Linked DNA regions of Homo sapiens: region 1 is linked to region 2. The links are chromatin loops, found by intact Hi-C in ENCODE. Cell type or tissue: B cell. All regions are shown on one strand. Each heading gives the region's core, and the rest is flanking DNA. Links, peaks and the distances in the headings are about the cores only.

Evidence for each region. Peaks named below come from ENCODE experiments on the same cell type or tissue, not always from the same donor. Only the 100,000 strongest peaks of a DNase experiment are listed, where the experiment ranks them.
Region 1: a loop joins it to region 2, with 7 times the contacts of the local background. A loop is called at or near these places in 102 of 110 quality-filtered maps.

The regions. Positions count from the first base shown.
Region 1 is chr1:206,721,604-206,731,656 of GRCh38, reverse strand. It overlaps MAPKAPK2 (MAPK activated protein kinase 2), which reads right to left. Exons shown (of 10, transcript NM_032960.4): 2 at 2,808-2,947; 3 at 2,558-2,622; 4 at 2,182-2,261; 5 at 1,559-1,685; 6 at 894-969; 7 at 395-519; 8 at 1-17. Among named protein-coding and RNA genes, the nearest start is that of MAPKAPK2, 42 kb to the right of the region's middle. RefSeq lists an enhancer at 8,516-9,229. In B cell, for the core only: CTCF peaks have their summits at 4,941, 5,147 (motif pointing left) and 5,931 (motif pointing left); DNase peaks (open chromatin) are centred at 5,186 and 5,886.
Region 2 is chr1:206,908,219-206,916,218 of GRCh38, reverse strand. FCMR (Fc mu receptor) reads left to right here. Exons shown (of 8, transcript NM_005449.5): 2 at 2,125-2,460; 3 at 3,177-3,290; 4 at 4,267-4,489; 5 at 5,879-6,009; 6 at 6,351-6,494; 7 at 6,699-6,757. It also overlaps the pseudogene RPL13AP8. Among named protein-coding and RNA genes, the nearest start is that of FCMR, 9.7 kb to the left of the region's middle. RefSeq lists silencers at 4,720-5,385, 6,663-6,712. In B cell, for the core only: CTCF peaks have their summits at 3,317, 3,519 (motif pointing right), 4,720, 4,925 (motif pointing right) and 1 weaker place; DNase peaks (open chromatin) are centred at 3,538, 4,968, 6,418, 6,958 and 2 weaker places; H3K4me3 peaks cover 4,879 bases; H3K27ac peaks cover 7,688 bases.

The DNA.
Region 1 (10,053 bases), core at 436-8,435, 180 kb after region 2:
CCGAATGAGCATCTTCACTGTGGGGTGGGACAGGGGGCAGTGACAGCTCAGGGGTCACTCTCCCTGGCCTGCTCCTTTCCCCAGTTTTCATGGGGAAACCAGGTTCAAAGAGGGGGTGCATGGAGGCAGGCTGCCGGAGCAACTGGCCCCAAGGACCATTACGGCTGTACCACTTGAGAGGCCCTGCACAGCCCCACAGCCTTGGCCCTGCCTCCAGCCCTCCACACAGGCAAAATGAAGCAGGACGCACCCCGCAGGCGTGGGCATAGGTGCTAACCCACAGTTACACCACGCACATGAGATGGAGGCCCATACATGTGTCTGCGTGTACACACATACACACACACACACACACACGGGCTCTTCCCCTTGTCCTGAAAGCCTGGGTTCTTACCTTCCTCTGATACTTCTGACCATTCTGGGTTGGGAAATTCATACTGGCCCATTCGGATGCGAGTCTTCATGCCCGGAGAGATGGCAAGGCCGTGGTTGGAGTAGAAGGGGGGATACCCACACAGCCTGCATCAACAGGAGGAAGGAAGTGGGAGACAGAACAGCTGTCACTTAGTGGCCCTGTACCAGGAACAGGATGAGAAACAGGCTCTTCTCCTTGTAAAGGTCACAGAGAAATCAGGGCTTATTGACACAGGCACAATATACAAAGTCAAGCCCGGGGCCCGGGAATCCAGCATAGCAAGTATCTAAGGCGCACACTTTCCAGCCCATGAGCTGGTTTACACCCGCCACTTAGCTATCGGAACTGAGAGAAGGGGCACGCAGGGGACTCCCCTGTACAAAGGGGAATGCTAACGTCTGCCTCTTCCTCTTGTCCTGGAGAAGTACAGGCCGCCCTGACTCCCTGCCCCACCCAGCCCCCTCCCCAGCACACTCACAGGATGTACATGATGACACCCAGGGACCACATGTCACAGGACTTGTCATACTTCTCTGGACCCAGCACTTCTGGAGCTGCAAATCAAAGGTCAACATGGGTGGGCCGGCCCTCAGAACCCTGTGATCCACTCAGTTTCTCTGTGAAAGATGCTCCCCATCCCAACCTTTCAGCCTATCATGAGGTGGCAGCAGTTGGGGCACAGAAGGAAGAGCCAAAGCCCAGCCCAGGGACTGGAACAGAACATCCTCCTCCATGAGGAACCTGGAACTAGGAGCTTAAGATTCTAAAAATCCTGAACTGCATGAGACTTTCAGGCCCATGCCGTTCATTTAATTTCACAGATGCTCTGAACATGCTTTGAAAGCTTCTTCCATGCCAATCAGCTGTGGCTCCAGAACAAGACCTGGGTCCAGACTCCATGGAGAATCTGATGGAAACCATGGCTCTTCTCAGAAAGATCCCAGCAGATCCTTTCCTACAATTTCTCAACTGTAGCTTCGCTCTGACAAGCCCTACTTCTCAGCAGGTCCCAGCAGAACCAGCACCAGAAGGGGCCATACAGACACAACTCTCCTAGGATTTGCGGCCCCCCAGATAGCCAAGAGGAGGGGCTGAGAAAAGTTCTGGGAAAAGCCTAGGTCCCTGGGCCCCCTGTGGACTTACCCACATAGTACGGTGTATAACAAGGAGTGGTCAAAGAGTTGTGGCTGGTGGTTTCCTTGGCAAAGCCAAAGTCAGTGAGTTTCAGGATGGCGTTGGGCCTTTTGGAGGTGTATAAGAGATTCTCAGGCTACAGAAAGAGAGACAGAAAAATAGCAACCCTGCTGGACCTGGGAGGGGCTATCAGAAACGAAAAGGATCCTGGTTCCTCCCTTCCTCTACTCATCCAGCAACCATTTGCCTATCCTGGGCACTGCCCACCACGAGGAGTGGCAGCTCTCTATGGGCAGGTGCCTGCCTCTGCAGGGTTTCCAGAGTGCCTGGAGATAACAGACTGACACACAGAACCCGCAGTAAACACCACAGGAACAGAGAAACCAAGAGTGTGACTGAGGGGTTCTGCCTGAGGAGAACCACAGGGCTGAGTGGGGCCAGAGAATGCTTCACTACTGGGTTTAGGGGTTTGCCCATGGGCAGAGAGGGCAAGGCCCTACAAGGCAGAGAATGGCATGCTCAGGAACCAGGCAGCAAGGACGCAGGGTGGCCTGGCAACCATCTCTGGGGTGGCCACAGCCCCTTTGTTGCCCCCCACAGCACTCGGGCTCAGGGTTATGAACAGCTGGCACCTTGACATCCCGATGGGCAATGTTGATTGAATGCAGATACTGGATGGCCTCACCGATGCTCTTCATGATTTCGGATGCTTCTGTAGAGGGGAGGGAAGAGTGAGTGGGAAAGAAAGTCACAAAGACACATCATTAGGCTTGAAAACCCAGTGCACCGGGTCCCACCTCTGTGCAGCCTGAGGCTCCCCACAGCCACCACCCACCCCAGAAACAAAGCCACCAGGAGCTTCCCTGGTCAGCTGAGGCACCCCTTGCAGCATGCTGGAGGGGGCAGCAGCCTCAGCACCCTTCCCCAAGAGCAGGCACTGCAAAGGCCCCCTTCAGACCCCCACTGCCCTGCCTGCCTGCACGTGCTCCCACAACAGACCCTTTCTACCTCTTTCTGTGAATGCCTGGTCTCCTCGATCCTGGATTCGGCTAAAGAGTTCTCCACCGTCCAAACTGAAATGAAGCCACAGTGAGATCCAGAGAACACAACAGCCCGCCGCCACTCTCCACTGCCCCCCAAAAAATCAAGTGTTTACATTCCAGGCTTCAGGCCCATCCCTGGGCTGTCCTCAGAGGGTAAGGTGCCTGAGTGAGGAGTGGGAACAGGCTGGGCCGGGACTAGAACAGTGGCTGCTTACCATTCCATGACAATCAGCAGGCACTTCCTCCCTGCGTACAGATTCTCGTACACATCCACGATCCGTACGATGTGCGGGCACTGGGAGGCCCGCCAGTGCAGCTCCACCTCCCTGCGGGCCTTGGGGCAGTCCTGAAGCATCTGCAGGCCAAACAGCTTTCTGAGTAACTGCGCTGTCACATGGGCCTGCTCTAAGCCCCTGGCCCACATGCCCTGACATCGCCACCGACATACCACAAACCCCCCACTCCTGCTGGCCCCCCCCACCAGCCCCCTTGGCACATTTCCTGAGGCCTCTGCAGTTCCTTATCTGCTCTATATGAAATCTCATGATGACTCTCTTGGGGCCTTGACAGCTACACTGAGATCAGCCCTCAGGCCATTCGGTCCAGCTTAGACCTGTCTCCAGCTTAGGCCATAAAGTCTACTGTGGAAGGCAGGCAGCACTCAGGTACTGGGAAGCAGGGGGTGAAGGGGCTTCGGGGAGAAAGGCAGACTGAGAAAAACCAATACAGTATTGGAAAGGGGGCTAGAGAGAAGAGAGACTCCAGAGTCCATAGGAAAAGGCCCCTCAGCAATTACTCAGACCCAGCACAACAAATCCAGAGCAATATTCTCTCTACCTCTGTAGTTGACTTCAACCTGGCAACAGATGGCCTTGGAAGTCAGCCGGATGCCAGTATGAATCCAGTTATTACTAGATTTCCAAGCTTGAGCAAGTTACTTAACTCGTCGAACCTCACTGATGCCCCTTCTTCTCCCTGGACCAATTGGCTAGGGGTATTAAAGGAGGCTGGCTTCTCACCAGCCTCAGGGGTTCAATCTTGACCTGTCTAAGCCAGTCTCATTAATTCCAGTCCCTTTGCTAGTGACTGGCTTGGGAACAAGCCTACAACTCAACTGGCCAAGAGCCTTGTAAGAAATCTGCTGCCGGGCACGGTGGCTCGTGCCTGTAATCCCAGCACTTTGGGAGGCCGAGGCAGGCAGATCACGAGGTCAGGAGATCAAGACCATCCTGGCTAACACGGTGAAACCCCGTCCCTACTAACAATACAAAAAAAATTAGCCAGGCATGGTGGCAGGCGACTGTAGCCCCAGCTACTCAGGAGGCTGAGGCAGGAGAATGGCGTGAACCCTGAGAGGTGGAGCTTGCAGCGAGCCGAGATCACGCCACTGCACTCCAGCCTGGGCAACAGAGCGAGACTCCATCTCAAAAAAAAAAGAAATCTGCTAAGAGGCTTCTTAAAGGGAGCACAAGAAATGTACATCATCTCTCCTGCATATGGCACCTGGGACCATGACAGTCACATTATTACCAGTAAGGGGGGCCTAAGAGGATAAACCAATGCACTGAGGAAGGCAACCAGGAGAAATGGCAATCACCTGGATCCTCGCTGCCATCACCAGGGATCCCTCAGTACTTCTTTTTGACAAGATAATAAACTCTTCTTACTGTTTAAGCTGCTTTTCATGAAATTGTCTATTGCTTGGAGCCAAAAGCATCCTGATCTACCCTTCCTTTGTAAAGTGGGGATGGATAATGGCTTCTGTTTCACAGATTTGTTGTGAGGATTAAATGAAATATTTCCACAAAGCACCTCACAGAGTATCTGACATGCACTCACTAATAGCTGTCATTTTTATCACCAATTGTCTAAGTGCAAGCGCAGGTGCCAAAATAATTAAGACAAGGACACTCACAGATTTAGCATCTTCATGGGAAGTCAAGATGAGCCCTACACAGTCCACACTCCAACTGCTTTGGACATTCAGAGGGCTGGGGTGTCCAAGAGACATGCTGGGAAGGAAATGGACAGGCAGAGGGAAGGCATGAAGGCAGAGGGAAACGTGGGAAGCAGGTGCTGACTGACCGAGATGGAGTGGAGCTGGGGTGATACAGCAGGGAGGCCTAAGAACCTGCTGGAAAGTGTCTGAAGCTTGCAAATAAGATCAGATGGCCATGATGGAGCCAGCTTGCAGAGGGAAGGGAAGGACAAATGAGCATTTCCAACAAGAATGCTGGCATACATTTATGCTATGGCCCATGATATGTTGGGTTTTTCCTAACTGTACATTTGCCATTTTACAGGATGGGGAAGCTGAGGCTCAGAGAAGTAGCATGCCCAAGGCTAAGTTTCTGAGAAAAGGCAGAGCCAAGGTTGGAATCCAGGCCTGGTAGACTCCAAAGACCAAGTCTTTCCACCACACCACCCAGCTTTTAGAGGAGGCTGGAAGCCAAGATTTCTCAGACTGACTTTGCAGAGGCAATTCCCCAAACAGGTGACTAGAAGGAATCAATGACTAGATAACTCGGTCTCTCCCATGGAGTAACAGGTGGCCGGAGCCAATAGTTGCAGGAGGCAAGGTTCCCAGGAGGTCACACTGCCACCTTGTGGCCATATGAGGACACCTCATGGGTCTTGAGTTCTGCCACTTTCAACTTCATTAGGGTTTGTTTGTTTCTGAGACAGGGTCTCGCTCTGTTGCCCAGGCTGGAGTGCAGTGGCACAATCTTGGCTCACTGTAACCTCCGCCTCCCGGGTTCAAACAATTCTCCCACTTCAGCCTCCTGAGTAGCTGGGATTACAGGTGTGAGCCACCACGTCTGGCTAATTTTTTGGTATTTTTAGTAGAGACCGGGTTTCGCCATGTTGGCCAGGCTGGTCTCGAACTCCTGGTCTCAAGTGATACCCCACCTTGGCCTCCCAATGTGCTGGGATTACAGGTGTGAGCCACCATGCCCAGCCTTCAACTTCATTCATTTGGATGTACCAGGAAAAAAGTTTACTTTCCCATGCTCTAAGGGGAGCAAGAGAAGGCACTGGCCAATTTCCTTTGTATATAATTCAATCCAGCAAGCATTTACTGAGCTCCTACTATGGGCCATGCATTGCACTGAATGTCAAAACCAAATAGAGCAGTCCTGATCTGGAAAAGCCTAGGCTAGTGGGGGGCAGAAGAAGATATGAGGGGAGACACAGAAAATCCTTAAAATCCAGTGAGATTACATGCTGTAAGAGTGCTAAATTCAAAGGGTTCAGGAGGAACAAGGTTTCCAGAGCAGCCAAGCAGAAAGAACCTCGATCGCCCCCTACAGGCACACAGGAACTGGAGCCCAGAGGAGAAGAATCAAAGTTGTCAGATTTACTCAGAAGCAATGCCTGGTTGTAGAGTTACAATCAGGGAAGACTTGGCCCAGTCTGAAATTTGTCAATTTCTTCTTGCACAGCCTCACAGAGAGGTCTACCTTTCAGAGCCTGTGCCACATGCATTTAGGAGCGATGATACCTGCCTAGCCTCCCCCTCATAGAAACATTATGAGCATCTAATGAAATAATACCTCTAAAAGTGCTTTATTATCAGAAAGGCATTCATCACTGTCAACCAGTACCATTAATGCCACAGTACAGGGGGGTTCCTCCGTCACCACTGAGTTGAGCTTGGAGCATGTGGATGTAACCAGCACAAGTTATCACCAAGATTGTAGGCTGGGTTTCTGTCTTCAGCCCAGTGACGACCACCAGGACATCTGCCAACCAGAGCTGTGCTAAGTGAGGATGCACCAAGATCCAAATCTAAATGCATGCTCCTTAGCACCCCCTGAATTCCAAGCGCTCACTGCAACTTCCGCACTTTCTGCCCTGAACACGTTAGGAGTGCGTGGCACAAGGCAAAGGAGAGTTTGTGCAAGAAGGGCTAGGTTCACATCACACTTCCAGACTTGCACAAACTCTCTACCCATTAGAGGAGACGGATGTAGCACAGTGAACCTAGGCTTTGCAATCGCATGCATTTTGAATCCCAGTTCTGCACTTCCTAGCTTGTGTCATGCAAGCCCACCTATCTTTCTGGAAAGGGTTTCCTCATCTGTAAAATTAGATTCAACTTCGTGAAATAATATCCTTGAAGGTGCTTCAGAAACTCTATATAGGGTAGTTTCCACTTTGAAAAAATTTACCATTTTGCATATTTATGCCTTATCTGCCCAACCTAACTGAGTTTCTAATGGGCAAGATCTAATTTGATTTCTGTTTACTCCCTCCCCTCTTCCTTCCCTCACCTAGTGGTTAGGAACTTCTGAGCTAACACCCCCTCATTCTGTTGCTTCTTCTCCCTACTAAACTCTCTCCCCCAGTGACTGAGGGTGAGCTGTCCTTTCCATCCTGAAATAAATTGGAAAAGGTAGTATTTTAAATTTCTTAGAGAAACTTAGCAAGAATTTCCCATGAAGACTGGTCATTGCACATCCTGCATTTGTATTCCAGAACTTAAATTAAATTTAACAAAAAAAAAAAAAAAAAGGACTGGTCATTGACATCCATCCAGGCACATGTTTATCAGAAATCCCTGACTGGATAAGAAAATCAACCCAAGCAATGAAAGCCCTTCAGATGGGCGAGGCAGGCTGGCTGACGTCCTGGGGGCACAGCCCTGAAGTGCCAAAGTGGCTCTGTGGACAAGTGTGGAGCGCAGAAGGCCTGGAGAGAGGAAACCAAGAATGTGCTAATCTGGAGTACAGGGCTAAGTAAAGAACAGCAGGGGAGGTGGCCTGCACTCCAAGCCAAAGAAGAGACAGGGAAGGAAAGCAGGACTCCTAGGGCACTGCCAGAGGCCACCAGCAGAGCGAGGCGGCAGGTCCACCCAGAAGCCAAGGCCCCTGCTCCTTGGGCATGGGCATGGCCATGGGCAGTGAAGGCCAACAGGCCCTGAACCATGCTCTGAGGACTGGAGACTAGAAGAAGGAAGGGTCTTCCCACTAAAAAGCCATAGATCATTAGTCAAAGAATGCCTGGAGGAATTGTGAAATATTTTAAGCCCAAACTAAGCCCCGGTCCAACATTGTGACTCACCTCAGCCCCACAGTTTGTGCCTGAAATTCTCTTACACGTAGAAAAGGTTAATGATTGCGTGTGCTCAGCTGCAACGCCACAGGCAAGGCCCCCTGCCAACTGTGGCAGGGGCAGGGGCCCAAGCCACAGAGCGCATTGCCTGGGAAGGAAGCTCTAGGACAGCGGCAGTGAGGGAGCTGCGGGAGCTGCCTAAATACAGTCCCATGCCTCTCTGTCTCTTCCAGCACCTGAGGGGAAGAAGGACAGGACCCCTCCCCCTATTCAAGGTATGCATGGTTCCCCTCATCTCCTCCTGCAAGTCTGCCATTGTGGAGCCACGTGGAAAGACTCAGGAGTGGTCAGCATTAGAAGCCTGGCTGAGCCAGAGGACAGGAAAGCAGCCGGCACCCAGGGCCTGATGTGCCACTCGTCAGCAAGGTGGACATGAAGACAAGACTGGGAAGGAGCAGGCCCCAGGCCCTCAGGAGGACCCCCTTCACAAGCGCCACTGCTCACTAGCTATGTGAACTGGGAAAAGTTTCCAACCCCTTTGTGCCTTGGTTCCCTTACCCATTAATAGGACAGTAATAGTCCCCACCTCATGGGCTTGCTATACAAGATGAGTTAATAGATGTGCATGATGTAAATAACTAAGAATAACGCTTGGCACGTAATAAGTACTGCATCCGTGTTTGCTATTATTATTCTGCTCCCCACTCCCCATGTGTTGGAGTCCCACTGGGGGGGGCAACTGGGATTCCATTACACCCATTTCAATGAAGGTGTTATTAATAGCTCTGGGCACTGGACAGACGGGGGACCCCAGGACACGGGGAGGAAAGCAGGCTGTGGCATCCCAGCCCTGTACACTCCCTCACTACACCACCTAAGCTGGGCGCATGTAATGAGAGAAGGAAGACATCCCTCCCCAAGACAGACTCTGATTCAGCGCCAAGAGCGATGCAAAAGGCTGATTCTGGCACCAAGTGTGTTGTGGGTGTGTGGTGCGGTATGTGTTGGCAAATAAGACCTCCTCTTCACTCCCAGGAGGCAGCTGGGGGTCGGGGGAAAGCCACGTGTGTCACACACTAACCCACCGTGCCTCCAGGCCAGGGCCACCCACTCTGGTTCCCGGACCACCGGCGCCTCTGCTGCACCACATGGAGGATGGCTGGCCCGGGTGCTCTGAGGGGTGTAAAGGAAAGAGGACTCGGGAGGGCAGCTGCTGCAGGTGAGCCTCAGCAACCTCTTAGCAAGGTGCTGGAGCAGGCTGCAGGCCGAGGGGGGCTGGCAGTGCTCTGTGCTAAATGGCTGCTAAGTACTGTTGGCCCTTGAACAACCCAGGTTTGAACTGCGTGGATCCATTTATACAGGGATTTTCTTCCACTTCTGCCAGCCCTGCAGCAGCAAGACCAACCCTTCCTCTTCCTCCTCCTCTTCCTCAGCCTACTCAAAGTGATTTTCTTAACGATGCTTATTTTCTTTAGCTTATTTTATTCAAGAATAAAGATATAATACACGCAACAGACAAAATATGTGTTAATCAACTATGTAATCAGTAAGGCTTCGGGTCAACAGTAGGCTATTATTTAATAGTAGTTCTAGGGGAATCAAAAGTTTTCTTTTGTTTCTTTGTTTTTTTTTGTTTTTGTTTTTGTTTTTGAGACAGAGTCTCGCCCTGTTGCCCAGGCTGGAGTGCAGTGGCACGATCTCCGCTCACTGCAAGCTCCGCTTCCCGGGTTCACGCCATTCTCCTGCCTCAGCTTCCCGAGTAGCTGGGACCATAGGTGCCCACCACCACGCCTGGCTAATTTTTTCTATTTTTAGTAGGGACGGGGTTTCACCGTGTTAGCCAGGATGGTCTCGATCTCCTGACCTCGTGATCCGCCCGCCTCGGCCTCCCAAAGTGCTGGGATTACAGGCATGAGCCACCGTGCCTGGCCTTTTTTTTTTTTTGAAATAGAGTTTCACTCTCATTACCCAGGCTGGAGTGCAATGGTGCGATCTCGGCTCACCGCAACCTCCACCTCCCGGGTTCAAGTGATTCTCCTGCCTCTGCCTCCCGAGTAGCTGGGATTACAGGCGTGTGCCACCATGCCCGGCTAATTTTGTATTTTTAGTAGAGACAGGGTTTCTCCATGTTGGTCACGCTGGTCTCAAACTCCTAATCTCAGGTGATCTGCCCAACTCAGATCAAAAGTTTTATGTGAATTGACTGCCCAACCTTTGCATTGTTCAAGGGTCCACTGTGCTTCAAATGGGTCATCTCACCCACTTCACCCCCACCCTGGGAGGAAACATCCTATTTTATAAATGAGAAAACTCACTGAGTCATTAGTTCACGACCTTTTGGCCAGTTGTCCCTGGCAGGGCTGGAGTTTGAACCCTGCTCTGGCTGCTCCTAAAGCCTCCTTTCCA
Region 2 (8,000 bases), core at 1-8,000:
GACAGGTCACCTTTCCATTGCAATGTCTAGTTGTGAGGCTACCTCATGACTCAATTTCCAGTGGGTTTAAAGCAGTGCTGGGTTTTTCATGTGAGGGTTTCCATGTCAGAACTCGTGGTTTTGGCTGGTCCATCTGCCTGTCCCTACCATGTTTACATCAGCTACACTTTTAGATCTCAATGTCCTCCTGTACGTCCTCCCTCTCCAAATCTCCCCACCTGCCCCAACCCCCTTTCCCCCTCCCATGATTGTTTTTACCTCTCTACCGTTGTCAGAATTCTTCCCTTTGCCCAGAGTGTCTTTATCCCAAAGCCTCAAGCCCCACCTCTTTCCTAAGCTATACCTGACTCTTGTTTGACTAAACTCGATAGTGCTCTTCTTAAAGTGTGCCCTGTGGATAAATCTCAGTACGTTTGCAAATGTCTCTCCGCCCATGGACATGCTATGTTCTCTCTCATATCCCGGACTGTTAGGGGACTGTTCTGGCTATTTGGAAGAATCTCTTCTCCCCACTTCAGGCTTCCAGCCCCACCTCGCCACACACACACAACTTTACCCTATGAACTTTCTTCCCAGAAATATGCAGACACTTATGGGATCCGCTTAGTTGGCAATTAGTCAGACACGGCCTTACCCTCTTCTGTAGCTGGCTCAAGTGCATTAGACCTGACCTCTGTCACTCAAAGCATAAGCTTTATGATGTCAGGGATTCATGAACCACATCTTTTATCCCTCCCCAGCACACATACAGTGTGTGCACACCTATGCACACATACACACACACCCTCACTTCCCCTCCTATGTCCCCTGCCTCCATGATGAGCATCGTCACGCTCTCAGTTGCACTCCATACCCATTCCTTCAGGTCACAACTCAGACGTCACTTATTCCAGAAAGCCCTCCTCCGACCACGCCACCCCCTGCAACAGCCTACATCAGGCGCCCGGGTTTGCTCCTTCCAGGGAACCCCATGCGATCTCTCTCATGGGATGTATTACACTGCTCACTGGCCATTGATTGGTATCACTCACTAAATGATCTGTGACTGAGGGAGGGATGCCGGCTGCTTTACTGTCACAGGAAAGGCATTCAATAAACGCTTGTTGAATGATTTAATAAATAGAGCTGTGGATGAATGGCTAGATGGATGCGCCTGAGCGAAACCAAACTGGAAAGGAAAACCTGTTGCAACATAACCGCACCATGCTCCCAGCACCACACTGAGGTCACGTGGGGGCTCTATGCTGTTTGGGGTCACCTGAGGCATATTATGTCTCTTTGGAGTGAGTGATATACTTTTGATTATCATCTCAATGGTTTAGTGTCTGGGTCCTTATGGGTTTGGGTTTGGTGGTGAGGCCAAAGCTGGGGGTTAAATTAAGGTAACGCTAAGGCATAGGATTGGGGGTGAACATAGAGCTGGCCTGAGGTTGTGAATAGGGTTGGGGATGGGATGAGGCTGAAGTTGAGACTAAGGGTAGAAATGAGAATAAGGGTTGGGCGTGGTGGCTCAATCCCAGCACTTTGGGAGGCCGAGGCAGGCAGATCACTTGAGGCCATGAGTTCGAGAACAGCGTGGGCAACATAATGAAAACCCCATCTCTACAAAAAAGACAAAAATTAGCCAGGCATGGCAGCATGCACCTGTAGTCCCTGGTACTTGGGAGGCTGAGCTGGGAGGATTGCTTGAGCCCAGGAGGTTGAGGCTGTAGTGAGTCATGATCATACCACTGCTCTCCAGCCTGCGTAACAGAGTGAGATCCTATTAAAAAAAAAAAAAAGAAAAGAAAGGAAGGAAGGAAGGAAGGAAAGAAAGAAAGAGAAAAGAGAGAGGAAGGAAGGAAGGGAAAGAAAAAGAAAGAAAGGAAGGAAGGAAGGAAGGAAGGAAGGAAGGAAGGAAGGAAGGAAAGAAAAGAAAAAGAAAAAAGAAATGAGGATAAGGCTGTGGCTAAGGACAGGCTGAGGCCAGGCTAATAATTGGGACAGGGCTGGATCTGGGGATGAATGTGAGGTTGGGCTGGGGCCTGGGCTAGGGTTGGAGAGACGGCTGGAGCTGGGAAGTAGATGGGGCTGGGATATAGTTAGAGATGGGGCTCCCTCTGCATTAATCTCCTCTCCCTGCAGTATCGGGGGCCCTGAGGATCCTCCCAGAAGTAAAGGTAGAGGGGGAGCTGGGCGGATCAGTTACCATCAAGTGCCCACTTCCTGAAATGCATGTGAGGATATATCTGTGCCGGGAGATGGCTGGATCTGGAACATGTGGTACCGTGGTATCCACCACCAACTTCATCAAGGCAGAATACAAGGGCCGAGTTACTCTGAAGCAATACCCACGCAAGAATCTGTTCCTAGTGGAGGTAACACAGCTGACAGAAAGTGACAGCGGAGTCTATGCCTGCGGAGCGGGCATGAACACAGACCGGGGAAAGACCCAGAAAGTCACCCTGAATGTCCACAGTGGTAGGTTCCTCCGCTGATTGGAGGCTCAGACTACCCAGAAAATGTTTCACTTGGGAAGATTGGAACAGCCATCTAACTGTAACAGTCTCCTAGACTCTTACACTGTTGCCATATAAGCCACATAATGATTGAGATCCATATGAAACCTCATAGTCAATTACCTCCATGGTCCACACAATTTTCTACCCAACATGTATGAAAAGAACAAGATAGGTGCTCTCTTTGTATTGTTCATCCTACCCAGGGCATGAGGGGAGTAGAGGCTTGAGATTGAGGAGAGGCTCTGAGATGGAGGAAATTGGAAGCAAAAGGAAATAACTATCCAACGTAATTGTCCCATGAGAAATAAAGGAAAGACACTAATTTATCCAGCCACATTTATAGGCCAATCTTATTACTCTGTGACCTGATCCTTTATTTCTCTGGAACCCCGCCTTTCTCCTTTCCTCCACTGAGTTCCCCACACATATGCAGCAGTAATTCAACAGCCTAGAATCCCAATGACCTCTGCTGGTTTTGCAGGGAATGTTGACTGGACTAGGGGAACCAGTATTTCCTCCAGGGAAGCCCCCAACCCAGCTCCTTCTCTGCTTCTTTCAGTGGACCCTGCCCTCATCCCCTCACTGTCATCCACTTTGGCTGAATTAGCTTCAGTTTACACCCAAGCCTCAGTCTCCCCCTAGAGACCACCAACATATTCCTCTTCCTTCCAATAGAATACGAGCCATCATGGGAAGAGCAGCCAATGCCTGAGACTCCAAAATGGTTTCATCTGCCCTATTTGTTCCAGATGCCTGCATATGCCAGTTCTTCCAAATTCGTAACCAGAGGTCAGTTCACCATAGCAAGGGTAGGAGAGGTGGGTGAGATGCTGTGGCAATGTGAAAATGGAGGAGGGGGTCTATGTTCAGTTCATAGAGTGGCTGGCAGAGCTGAGCTGAGTCTTAGGTGTGTATTCCCTGCCTTTAGAGAGGGCACATACCTCCCTGAGATCTGCGGTCCATATCCTTCAAGCCTGTCCGACAGTCAGGTCCCCTGGTCCTAGCTGCAGAACTTACATATTACCACCAGGTGGCACCACAAGCAATGATGTTTGTGCTCCACTCACAAAATCTAGCTCTTTTTATGAATGACTGCGGAAACCAAGACTGGGCAGACATTTCCCAGCTGGAGATCATCATGTCTCGTGCTTCCCGTAGGGCTGTCTTCTACCTGCTGGCATCTAATGATTTTAACTCTATTTTGCAACTAAAAGATTAAGGATGTTCATACTAATGATACCTTTACATTTTGATATCATCATCCAGTTTTAAATGCATTTTGACATGCAATATTTCCATCATATTATCCCATATGCCTATGAGGTAGACACATTAATTGAACATTATTACACTAGGTAACCCTGCTGAGAGCCAAGAGGGATAGTGTAATTGAACAGATCATGTAGCCAAGGTTGTGACTGATAGGTGTGAAATGGGGGAGAATAGATTAGCACGCAAATACAGCACAAGGCAGATTGGGAATAGAACTACAAAAAAGGTTTTCCCCCTGCTCAGAGGGGGCAAGCTCTTCTACCTGGGAAGTCAGGGAAGGCTTCCTGGAAGAAATGGTATTTGAAGCAAATATACTTGGAATTGAGTAGGCCTAGATAGCATGTTAAAAAGGATTTTAGGCCCTGAGGACTGCAAGAACAGAAGTAGTCTGTATAAAAGGGAAGGGTATGTTGTGGAAAGAGGTGGTGACCTAATCCTGTTGGAGAATAGAGTGTATAAAAGGAACATCCCTTTTTCCTGCTACCTCCTGCAGTTACCACACCAGCTCAAAGGGGCAAGGTCCCTCCAGTTCACCACTCCTCCCCCACCACCCAAATCACCCACCGCCCTCGAGTGTCCAGAGCATCTTCAGTAGCAGGTGACAAGCCCCGAACCTTCCTGCCATCCACTACAGCCTCAAAAATCTCAGCTCTGGAGGGGCTGCTCAAGCCCCAGACGCCCAGCTACAACCACCACACCAGGCTGCACAGGCAGAGGTAAGAGACCACTGTCCAGGATCTAGAGTTAGGCTAGAATTAAGAGATCCACTGAAACCCACTGCAATGTCCATTATTAGACACCCTCCTTGGCTTTGTCTCTAGGCCACTGTGAAATATACCACCTATGAGTATAGCTCATTAACTCATTAGTTCCTTTAACAAAAACACACTTGTCAATGCCCCAGCATTGATCCTGTAGAAAGAAGTGAGACCCAGCTCTTCCAGTCACTTAGATTCATTCAGATCTATTTTTATGGGGAAGAACTAAATGAGAATAAAAATAAAATTAACTATTAAACTAGTAATATAAAATTACTTTCACCCATTTCCTTTTACTGTTTTAATGTGGCTACTAGGAAATTTAAAATTACATATGTGACTCACATTTCTCCTGGACAGCACCGGTCTAAAGGCTGGGGTGCAGTCCAAGGAAGTACTGCAATATACCACTAGGGGGAAGCATTATAGCAGACTCCAAAAAAAAAAAACCCTATAATAATCAAAATTGGTTTTGCATAAGCAAAGACAAAGGTGATAGTGAGAAAGAGGACCTCCAAAATCATTTGGGTTCTATAGGTAGGAGAAACTGGGGCCATGAGAACCAAGTGGTTTCAAACAGAACCAGGACTCTTGCTTCCTACCTATTAGTAGGGAAAACATCAAGGTCAACCAGCATTTTCTTATTCTCTACTATGTGGCAAGCATTGTGCTATGTCCTGAAGATATAAGAAGATGACAATATGCAATATCCAGATCTTACTAACATAAGTCTGACTTGATAAAGTCTGAAACAGGCATGACCACAGAATTGGAAACCCAAAGCGCACACACACACACACAAATCTGGCTTACCATAATTAGGAAGAAAAGAGGACTTACACAATGTCCTTTAAGAAAAGTAAGATTTCAATATGCAGAGAAAATTGAGGGGAAAACTTCTAGGCAGAAGGAGCACTATGAGAAAAACATCCTTTCCCCCACCATTATAAGGAACTAGCCCAGTCAATATCTGCAATAATCTCGTGAAGAAACTAAGGTGCTGAACACCGGAAGGTGCATTAAATTCTTTATATCCACTCTTATTTCATCCTCATAACAGTTCTGTGAAATAGATTTTACTATACCTATTTATGGAGAGATAAGGCTCAGAGAGGTTAGGAGACTCGTTCGAGATCACACAACCAGTAAAAGGCGGAATATGAATTTGAATTCAAGTTTCGTGACTCCATAGGCAAGTCTTTTTGAGGGGGGAGTGGAGTGAATTCTGTTAACAAAAGGACAAACCTGTAAGTCATCTCCAAAAACGTTGGCTACACAGGAGCAAGCCCTCAACCTACCTCCTTTAATAATCTCTTCCTCCCTCTCTCCCTTTCCTTCCCTCCCCAGAGCACTGGACTATGGCTCACAGTCTGGGAGGGAAGGCCAAGGATTTCACATCCTGATCCCGACCATCCTGGGCCTTTTCCTGCTGGCACTTCTGGGGCTGGTGGTGAAAAGGGCCGTTGAAAGGAGGAAAGGTGAGCGGCTGGGCTTCGGTAGGGAGAGCTGAGCTGCCCAAAGAGCCCACAGCGTTCAGAACCCCCTTTTGAACTTCCATGGGAAACTCGGAGCTTTTGATGAGCAGCCTGGGGTGTAGGGAAGTTAGGGAAGTGGGGGCCACTGGTCTGAGGAGGAGAGCGGCCTGGGCCCTTTGGTCTTCAGGGCAGGGCAAGGCCGTGCCTCGTACATTCCCCACGCTTGGAGCATCTCCAGGTCAGACACTGCCAAGCCCGAGGGAGGAGGCAGCCTTTCGTTTGGGGAGGGTGGCACGGGCCTCTGATGCCATTTTCCTCCCTCTTCCCGTGGCTTTGTGGGGAAGCCCTCTCCAGGCGGGCCCGCCGACTGGCCGTGAGGATGCGCGCCCTGGAGAGCTCCCAGAGGCCCCGCGGGTCGCCGCGACCGCGCTCCCAAAACAACATCTACAGCGCCTGCCCGCGGCGCGCTCGTGGAGCGGACGCTGCAGGTGAGCCGCCGGGCGGGCCACGGGGAGTAGCGGAAAGAGTGCGCTGGCTCCGGGAAAGCCGGGCGCAGCGGGGCGCGCTCCCAGGTGCCAGGGCTTCCCACAGGGTGGAGCTGGGAGTGGGGCGGGGGTGGAGCTGGGAGTAGTAGCATGACGGTGGGGCGGGAGCCTCGGCCGCCGCCTCACCTCGCCCTCGCTGTTCCCTAGGCACAGGGGAGGCCCCCGTTCCCGGCCCCGGAGCGCCGTTGCCCCCCGCCCCGCTGCAGGTAAGCTCCGCTCCTGCCCTGATTGGCAGCCGCGGCCCGACTGGGCGGCCCCAGCCCTGGGCGGGGACCCGAGTGTGGCTTCCCGCGCCGCCGCCGCCGCGATCCGGAGAGCGGGTTTCCCAGCAGCTCCTGGGCCCTGAGCCGAGGAACAAGTTGTTTTAGTTTCCTCCTTGTTTGGTGTCAGGAGGTTGAATACCGGGAACTGTAGAAGACCTGGTTCCGTGGCTTCTAGCCAAGCAGTTGTCACGGGATACCTGCGTGCTGGATGCAGCTGGCTTAGCAGAGAATGATAGGTGGCAGCTCCACAGTTATGTGAAAGGCTTTCTCGTGGAGGAGATTAGATTTCTAGGGGGTCCTAGGGAGGTGGAAGCTACCTAGACAGTTCACCTTCCTGTGCGCGAGAACTTTCTAGTAAACTCTCGAAGATGAGAGGAGGTAATTTACCTTTCTCTGGAGGCGGTTAAGCTTGGCTAGAGGATGACTTGGGAGAGATGTAGACAGGGTTCAACACCTTGAGTGAGGAGGATTCATCTTTAAATCTAGAGTGGATGGAGGGAACTCGCGTTTCCACTCAGGGCCACTGATGGTTGGGTAGAAAGCCTTTATCCGTTCATCTTTAAGAATTGAGATGAGAAAGCTTTTTATTCTCTAAAGCAGCCTACAGTGTCCAAAACACGCAGAGCCCAGAATAAAGCTTTTTTTAAAAGGGTGTGGTAAAAATCCCTGTTTTTTTTTTCTTTAAAAATAATTTATTTGATCCTGATTACAAAATACAGGTGAGGAGCACAGGCAATTCCTGTAACCCCTTGGTCGCACATCTTCCCAGTCTATGGTTCTATAAATACCCTTTGTACAACAGCAAGCTCATGTTGTCCCCAAGCGCTTGCACATTCTAACAGCTGCAGAGCTATATTACCAGGTGGAAAGTTAAACAGACGCCCCACTCACAAGGTAGGGCCCCTCCAATTAGTCTTCCGACTCCTTTTTGCTAATAGTAACTGGTTGCTCTTCCTATTGGTCATAGATAAATTACACCTGCACAATTCCCTGAGTGCTTTCAAGTAACCTCAGAAAGCAGTGACTAAGACCCTTTCCTTGCTCCCAGCTTCCTATGTCCCAGGCTGCCTGTGGCACCCGGACTGCTGCTGCCCCTGGGTCCCGCACATTCCAGGGCGACGATGGAGGAAGGGCAGGCCAGGCCAAGCATGAGGAATTAACAGTCTTTATTGGGCTCAGACCAGGA